Linked DNA regions of Homo sapiens: region 2 is linked to region 1. Evidence: read pairs that join two places in POLR2A ChIA-PET (ENCODE). Cell type or tissue: GM12878. All regions are shown on one strand. Links, peaks and the distances in the headings refer to the core of each region. The heading gives the core; the rest is flanking DNA.

Region 1 (4,397 bases), core at 121-4,120:
CCCGGGTTCAAGCGATTCTCCTGCCTCAGCCTCCCAAGTAGCTGGGACTACAGGTGCGCCACCATGCCCAGCTAATTTTTTTGAAGTTTTAGTAGAGACGGGGTTTCACATGTTGGCCAGGATGGTCTCAATCTCTTGACCTCGTGATCCACCTGCCTTGGCCTCCCAAAGTGCTGGGATTACAGGCGTTAGTCACCGGCGCCAAGCCCCATTCCTTTTTTTTTTTTTAAGAGACAGGGTTCTCACTCTGTTGCCCAGGTTGGAGTGCAGTGATGGGATCATTGCTCACTGCAGCCTCCAGCTCCCAGGCTCAACTGGTCCTCCCATTGCAGCCTTCCCAGTGGCTTGGACTACAGGTGTGAGCCACCAGGCCTGGCTAATTTTTTTTTTTTTATAGAGATGGGGTCTCCCCATGTTGCCCAGGCCGGTCTCAAACTCAAGCAATCTTCCCCACTGGGTTCAAGTGATCCTCCTGCCTTAGCCTCTCAAAAGTGCTAGGATTATAGGCATCAGCCACTATGCCTGGCCTTTTTTTTCCCCACTCTTGAGACAGATTAATAAATTTCTTATTTATTTATTTGAGGCAGGGGCTTGCTCTGTTGCCTAGGTTGGAGTACAGTGGCAGAATCATAACTCACTGTAGCCTCAAACTCCCGGGCTCAAGTGATCCCCCCGCCTCCGCCCATCATCACACCCAGCTCCCGTTCCTTTTCTGGTACTAATTCACCTGAAATGTGCCTGAGCCATTGATTCTAGGAAAAATGCCCTTTTAGGTGTTGCTTGCAAAGCCAGGCTCACATGCTGACTCAGTCACTGCCCAGCAGATGTTCCCCACAACATTTCTCAACCCAGAATTGGGACTGAGGTCTGGCACAGAATGGGTTAAAAGATTCCCTTCTGGGCTGGGAGTGGTGGCCTGTAATCCCAACACTTTGGGAGGGCAAGGCGAGCAGATCACCTGAGGTTGGGAGTTCGAGACCAGCCTGACCAAAATGGAGAAACCCCCGTCTCTACTAAAAATACAAAATTAGCTGGGTGTGGTGGTACATGCCTGTAATCCCAGCTACTCAGGAGGCTGAGGCAGGAGAATCGCTTGAACCCGGGAGGTGGAGATTGTGGTGAGCTGACATGGTGCCATTGCACTCCAGCCTGGGCAACAAGAGCGAAACTCCGTCTCAAAAAAAAAAAAAAAAGATTCCCTTCCAAGTTTCCCATACAGGGCACTGTTTTACTGCTTTGTTCTGTTGAAACTTGTCAGTAACGTTTAAACCCAGAAAGTCCAAGATCCTTGCTTAGAGTCATAATAGTTTGCAAATAACCAGATGGACTATGGAAAGGGTGAATGAGAGGTGGGGAAAAAGAAGAATAAGAAAGAAAAGAGAGAACAAATTATTGAAATGAAGTATCTTTAGCTGGAACCCTACATAAATTTTTTACTTTTATTGCTCAAAACTCATCTTAGCAAAAACAAAACAAAACAAAACAAAACAGTTGAACAACTTTTAATCCCTTGAGGCGACTAACAGAAATACTGCAGGGAACATGAAGCAAAAGAAAAACATTTTAAATCACCTTCTCAGGGTGGGAACTTCAAAAGCCAAAGCACTGGCATGAGATGTGCGTTCAAAGTTCTAACATGAAATAGACAGCTCTAGATTCCCCTAGGAGATTAAATGACAACTGAAAAGCATGCTTCAGTTGGAGCTTGCTTTGAATAACACCCCAAATCCAACTTCACAGTTGCTTGCTCCTTCTCAGCAAAAGGAGAGGACTGAACTCTGGTAATGAACCTGCTATGGAGGTGCCACTACCACATTTTTTTTTAAGTGAAGGGGACAGCCGAGGGACATATTTTACCATGACAGCCTTGTAGCGCCATCTGCAGTTCCTAGCTAAGACTACAACAAACCACACGTCTCCAGGCTTGTTAGGACCACCCCACTGTTCAAGAGAAAAGAAAACTAAGACATAGAGTACTAAAGTCAGTGAGTCCTCAAAAGCCTCCTGGGTCCTAGAGTAGATGCAAACATAGCTCTAAGACACAGTGCCTAGGAAAAGATCTAAGGGCCTCAGTTGACTATAAACTCAATGAGTCACACTTACATAGCAACCAAAAAAAGCTAGTAAATTTTTAGGCTGCTGGATTTAAAGGATGATATATTGTTCAGACCTTGAGAACGTAACAGCCCCACAGTACCCCGTTCTGTCTGAACACGTCTCAGAATTGCATTTAGTTCTGGGCACCACAATTTAAGAGCAATATTGACAAGAGCTATAAAAAATGTTCATACCCTTTGACCCAGTAATCCCACCCATGGGAATTTATTCTAAGGAAATAATTCAAGAGAAGAGATGAATTAGAGCCATGAAGATATCGATGCCACATTATTTACAACAACATTATATAAATGTTTATCAAAAAGGGAATATTATACAGCTTTAAGATATAATGGTGTGTTATTAAAAAATAAAATGTAATGATAATGCATGCTTCAACATATTTGAATCATTTTTTCTTTTCTTTTCTTTTTTTTTTTTTTGAGAGTCTCGTTCTGTCACCCAGGCTGGAGTGCGGTGGCACAATCTCAGCTCACTGCAACCTCCTCCGCCTCCCAGGTTCAGACGATACTCCTGCCTCAGCCTCCTGAGTAGCTGGGACTACAGATGCATGCCACCACACCCAGCTAATTTTTGTATTTTTAGTAGAGACAGGGTTTCACCATGTTGGTCAGGCTGCTCTCAAACTCCTGACCTCGTGATCCGCCCACCTCAGCCACCCAAAGTGCTGGGATTACAGGCGTGAGCCACCACACCCAGCCCATATTTGAATCTTGGAAACATTATGTTCAATGAAAGAAGCCAGACACACACAAAGGACAACATATTGTGTGATGCCATTTAAATAAAATGTCCAGGATAGGCAAATCTAGAGACAGAAAGCAGATCAGTGATTGCAGAGGCTAGGAAGAGGAGGAAACAGAGAGTGATTGCTGATGAGTATGGAGTTTCTTTTTGGGGTGGTAAAACATTCTGGAATTAAATAGAGGTGATAATTATACAACTTTGTGAATCTATCAGAAACCACTGAATTGTACACTTTTAAAGGGTGAAGTTTATGCTATATGAATTATATCTCAATTAAATATATATAATAACAAAGTCTTTATAGTAATATTTTAAAAGCTTATTGAATCACAAGCATTTTTTTATTTTACTGTAAAAACATCATCTTTATCAGGGAGGGGGGAAAGTACAAAATTATGTCCCTGATATGATTCAACCATGTAAAATGATGTACATTTATGAACGACGACTAGAAGTGAACATGAATAACTGAAAACAAACAGTGTGATGCAAGTGAATTTTTGGAGGGTGAGATGGTCATTATATTGTTCTTCGAGCAATTAAATATTTTATTTTCTTCCCAAAACAATGTCCACAAGGGGGCAGACAGAAGATGACAAATAAAACCATTTAATAAAAACCTCAGCTGAAAAGCTAATAACTCCAGAATGCAGGTTGAAAGCAAGCTTAAAGGTCATCTAGGCTGGGGTCAGTAGCTCATGCCTGTAATCCCAACACTTTGGGAGGCCAAGGTGAGAGGATTGCTTGAGCCCAGGAGGTAAAGGCTGCAGTGAGCTATGACCGTGCCACTGCACACCAGCCTGTGCAACAAAGTAGATTTCGTCTCAAAAAAAAAAAAATCATCTAAGTCATCTAAGTCCATCTCCCTCACCTGACAAGAAAGAAACAGAGGCCCTAATGGAAAGGTGGCTCACCCAAAGTCACCAGTATGGTCAATGCAAGAGGTAGAAGTAGAGACCCATCTCTTCACCTCTTCATCCCTCCTCACTCGGACTACAGTGCCTCCTCCTTAAACAAAGTGATGGTAAATGTGGCAAATGAAAGACTTAGAGAGATAGGAGATGAAGGGCAGAATCTCATCAAGAAATGGTTTTTGGTTTTTTATGTTCTTTGTAGCAAGAGATGGCAGGTCCAGAAAGACATTACAAGGAAGCAAATTTAGGAACAATTTAGGGAACAATTAAGGATGTCTAAAAGGTGAGACAGGTAGAAGATTTCCAATTCAAGCAAAACCCGAAATGGTCATCTCTAAGGCAAGCTTTTCCCAAGATTCTGTACTGTATAGTTGCTTGGGATACAGGCCTTCTCAGTTCCCTTCCAACTCTTCAAAGTATCTATGAATTTTTGTTTTGTGCAAATGGGAGAATATGAAATCACTGGATTTCATTAAATCAACTAAGGTAGAAAATAAAGAAGACTCACTTGTTAATGTCTTAGATTTCCTATTATTTTACTAAATGTCCTTTTTTTAAGACCGTATTTTGGGTTTTGTTTTAATTTCATTTACTTATTTGTTTTTATTTTGTTTATTT
Region 2 (4,397 bases), core at 91-4,090, 110 kb before region 1:
AGGATTCTGGTCTGATAATTTATCACAAAGCAAATACCCAAGTACTACTACCCAGGTGAATAAGTAAAACACTGCTAGTACTTAGAAGTCTTCCTCACACCCCCTCTCAATCCTCTCCCACTCACCAAAGGTAATCGCTCTCTGGACTTCCACTTCCTTTCTTTATCAGCAGCAGGAAAACGGACTAATACAATCACTGAATTCATACCACTTAAGCATACATCCCTAAATATTATGGTTTAGTTTTATCATTATCTGTAAAAGGAATAACCCTGTATGCATTTTATTTTTGGTGTGCATTTGGATTTTTGCTCAACATCATGTTGTAAGACTCATGTTAGCTTCTTACAAGTAAAGGCAGTTTATTCGTTTTCATTGCTGAATAATATTTCACGGTATGATTATGCCATTACTTACTTATCCTGCTAGTGATGGGCAACTGGGTTGCTTCCAGTTTTGGGACAATACAAACAATGCTGTTTTCAATATTCTTGTACAAGTGTTACGGTGTACCTAGGAATGCACTTCTGTTGAATATATACAAAAATAGAACTAAATATGATATGTGTAGCTTCAACTTCAGTACATACTGTCAAACAGTTTTTCAAAGACACTGTACCAATTTAGATTCTCACTAGTAGTGTTTGAGATTTTTTTTTGTGTGTATGTGTGTGTGAGACAGTCTTGCTCTGTTGCTCAGGCTGGAGTACAGTGGGTGTGATCTCAGCTCACTGCAACCTCCACCTCTTGGGCTCAAGTGATTCTACTGTCTCAGCCTCCCGAGTAGCTGGGATTACAGGCATATGTTACCACGTCCAGCTAATTTTTTTATTTTTAGTAGAGATGGGTTTTTTGCCATGATGGCTAGACTGGTTTCAAACTCCTGAACTCAGGTGATTTGCCTGTCTCGGCCTCCCAAAGTGCTGGGATTATAGGCATGAGCCACCATGCCCAGCCAAGTTTCTATTGTTCCCCATACACTCTTTGCTTTCATTATTCTGTTTTTTGTTGTGGTTGTTGTTGTCTTTTTTTTTTTTTTTTGAGACAGGGTCTCACTCTATTGCCCAGGCTGCGTGCAGTGACATAATCATGGCTCACTGCAGCCTCGACTACCCGGGCTCAAGCAATCCTCCAGCCTAAGCCTCCTGAGTAGCTGAGATTACAGTGGGATTACAGGCATGCGCCACCACGTCTGGCTAATTTTTTACTTTTTGTAGAGACGGGGTTTAGCCATGTTGCCCAGGCTGGTCTCGAACTCCAGAGCTCAAGGGATCCGACCACCTCAGCCTCCCAAAGTGCTGGGATTAAAGCCATGAGACACCACGCCTGGCCCTGTTATTCTTTTCAATTTTAGTGATTCTGGTATGAGATCAGTATTACAGTTATTTCATTAGGGTTTCAATTTGCATTTCACTTGCTTCTAAAGAGACTGAATAATATAATAATATAATATAATATTTTATATATATATATATATAAAATATATAAAATAAGCCATTTGGATATTCTCTTTCCTGACATGCCTATTCTTGCCCAGTTTCTGGGAAGGGGAGTTGTCTTTTTCTTATTGATTTGTTGTATTTCTCTATCTGTTAAATATAATCCAAGTTTCTTCTCCCATTCTGTAACTTGCCTTTTCATTCTCTTAATTGTGCCTTTTAATGAACAGATGTTCTTAATTCTATATGTAATAATGTACTGACATCAATTCTTTTCAATTTTGGTTAGTATATTTTATGTTTTATTTTTAAAGTCTTTCCTTAAGATAGTGGGAGAAAGTTGCTTCAAAATAAACCCATTGGAGGTGGGTGGAAAGACAGACAAAAAAAAATAGCCATATGTAGCTAATTATTGAACCTGAGTTATAGGTATATAGGAGTTCCTCATACTCCTCTATTTTTATAATTTTAAACTTTTCAATAATAAATTTTTGTTTTGGGGGGCGCTTTTGAGACAAAGAGTCTTGCTCTGTCACCCACGCTGGAGTGCACTGGCGCAACCTTGGCTCACTATAGACTCAACCTCCTGGGCTTATGTGATCCTCCCACCTCAGCCTCCCAAGAAGCAGGACTAAAGACACGCCCCACCATGCCCTGGGTAATTTTTTAAATTTTTTTGTAGAGACAGGGTCTCACTGTGTTGCCCAGGCTGGTTTCAAACTCCTGGGCTCAAATGACCCTCCCAAAGTACTGGGAATCCAGGTACGAGCCACTGCACCCAGCTTAATCTCACTTAAATATGTGTTACCTAGAGTAGTCAAATTCACAAAGACAGTAGGTAGAATGGTGGTTGCCAACAACTGGGAGGGAATGGTAAGTTACTGTTTAATGGGTATAGAGTTTCAGTTTTACAATATGAAAACAGTTCTGGACATGAATGACAGTAATGGTTGTACAACAATGGGAGTGTACTAATGCCACTGAGCTATACACTTAAAAATGGTTAAAACACAAATTTTGGCCAGGCACAGTGGCTTGCACCTGTAATCCAAGCACTTTGGGAGGCCAAGCCAGGAAGATCACTTGAAACCTAAAACTTGATACCTGCTTAGGCAACACAGTGAGATCCTGTCTCTATAAAAATTTTTTAAAAAATTAGCAAGGTGCTTTCCTGTGGTCTCAGCTACTCAAGAGGCTAAGGCAGGATGATCGCTTGAGCTCAAATGTTTGAGGCTGCAGTGAGCTGACTGTGCCACTGCATTTCAGCCTGGTTGATGGAGCAAGGCTCTGTCTCAAAAGATAATAATAAAAAATAAATAAAAAGGGAACAATGGGTCTAACAGGTGAGAACTACTGAGTTACAGGAATTATAAATGGTCTCAAGTTGAAAAAGGCTAAACAGACCACCATAACAGCAGCTGGCATTAATGAGTGCTTCATTCTGCTAGACACTGTGAAGGAGCTCTACATGAATCATCTCAGTTAATCCTCTTGATATCCCTACATACAAGTCTTCTGCAATCTTGCCATTTTACAGGAAAGGAAGAGGAGACCTAGAGCAGTAAAGAGATTTCCTAGCTTGCTAGGACAGCCTAACTAGCTAGTGACAGAGATGGAATTTAAAAATTGAGTTTGTTTGGTTCTAACAGTCAGTGTTTTATACTATTACTCATGTTCACATTGCCTTTCTTATTTACCTTCAAAGTTTTTAAAAAAGAGGATGTCACACAATTGTTCTTTATTCCCTTGAAGCTACAAAGGAAGTCTGAGCTTAAATTAAGGCAGAAACAAATATGCTGAATATAAGTTTAAAGTTTTGATGGGTAAGCAACAAAACACTGGAACAAGGCTAACAGGCTAATGATATTTCACAAGTCTCTTCTGATTGCTCCTCAAGAAGATCATACACAACTAACTGTACTAGGTGGTTGGGACACACTCAAAAAAAGGTAACTGAAGGAGATGATCTTATGGCATGATTATCACTAGGCAGAATTTAAGAAGTCTTGCTAACAGATAAGAACCAGAAGGTACATGAGAAGCAAATGCAGTTGATTTACCAGCTGGTGAACTGCTCCTAAGTTATATTTTTCTTTCTCTGATCTCTATTATTGTTTTAATTTGTACCAAAACCACAAATATAATTTACAATTTAGTTTGGAATTTAACTTTTAGAGAAAATAATAGACTTAAAATGGTATATAAATAATGTAAATACTTCAGGTGGAAGTGAACAAAAGGCTCAAAACATTTCTAGCACTATCAATAAAACCAGTCTATTTCACATAGAAAAAAATTACTCCTAAAAATGAGAAATGGGGTCAGGAGTGGTGGCTCATGCCTGTAATTCCAGCACTTTGGGAGGCCAAGGCAGGAGGATCTCCTGAGGTCAGGAGTTCAAGACCAGCCTGGCCAACATGATGAAAACCCGTCTCTACTAAAAATACAAAAATTAGCTGGGCGTGGTGGTGGACGTCTGTAATCCCAGCTACTAGGGAGGCTGAGACAGGAGAATCACTTGAACCTGGGAGGTGGAGGTTGCAGTGAGCCAAGACTGTGCCATTACACCACTCCAGCCTGGGCAACAAAAGCAAAACTCCATCTCAAAAAAAAAAGGAGAAACAACTTGGTAGCCAGAATAAAATCTTGTCTTTGAGTTGTCAAAAAAGTACAGTTCAACCTTTTTGAATGAGATGAATGAAAAATCAAACATTTTTCAGGGAGAGAGTGTTGAGTTGCATGTTTTTTCCTTCTTTTTTTTTTGAGACAGAATCTCACTCTGTTGCCCAAGCTGGGGTGCAGTGGCGTGACCTTGGCTTACTATAACCTCTGCCTCCTGGGTTCAAGCAATTCTCCTGCCTCAGTCTCCCAAGCAGCTGGGATTACAGGCGTGCAGCACCACGCTCAGCTAATTTGTATTTTAACAGAGATGGGGTTTCACCATGTTGGCCAGGCTGG

Evidence for each region. ChIA-PET counts read pairs that join two places held together with the same protein. Peaks named below come from ENCODE experiments on the same cell type or tissue, not always from the same donor. Only the 100,000 strongest peaks of a DNase experiment are listed, where the experiment ranks them.
Region 2: POLR2A ChIA-PET joins it to region 1 with 5 read pairs; 16 of 35 experiments call an interaction of 5 or more read pairs at or near these places.

What each region holds. Positions count from the first base shown.
Region 1 is chr12:49,356,319-49,360,715 of GRCh38, reverse strand. No RefSeq gene overlaps it. Among named protein-coding and RNA genes, the nearest start is that of SPATS2, 8.9 kb to the left of the region's middle. In GM12878, for the core only: CTCF peaks have their summits at 1,880 (motif pointing left) and 3,442 (motif pointing right); a DNase peak (open chromatin) is centred at 1,845.
Region 2 is chr12:49,469,693-49,474,089 of GRCh38, reverse strand. The region is part of intron 3 of SPATS2 (spermatogenesis associated serine rich 2); the gene reads right to left. Among named protein-coding and RNA genes, the nearest start is that of KCNH3, 67 kb to the left of the region's middle. In GM12878, for the core only: no CTCF peak of the experiment used is centred there; a DNase peak (open chromatin) is centred at 2,339.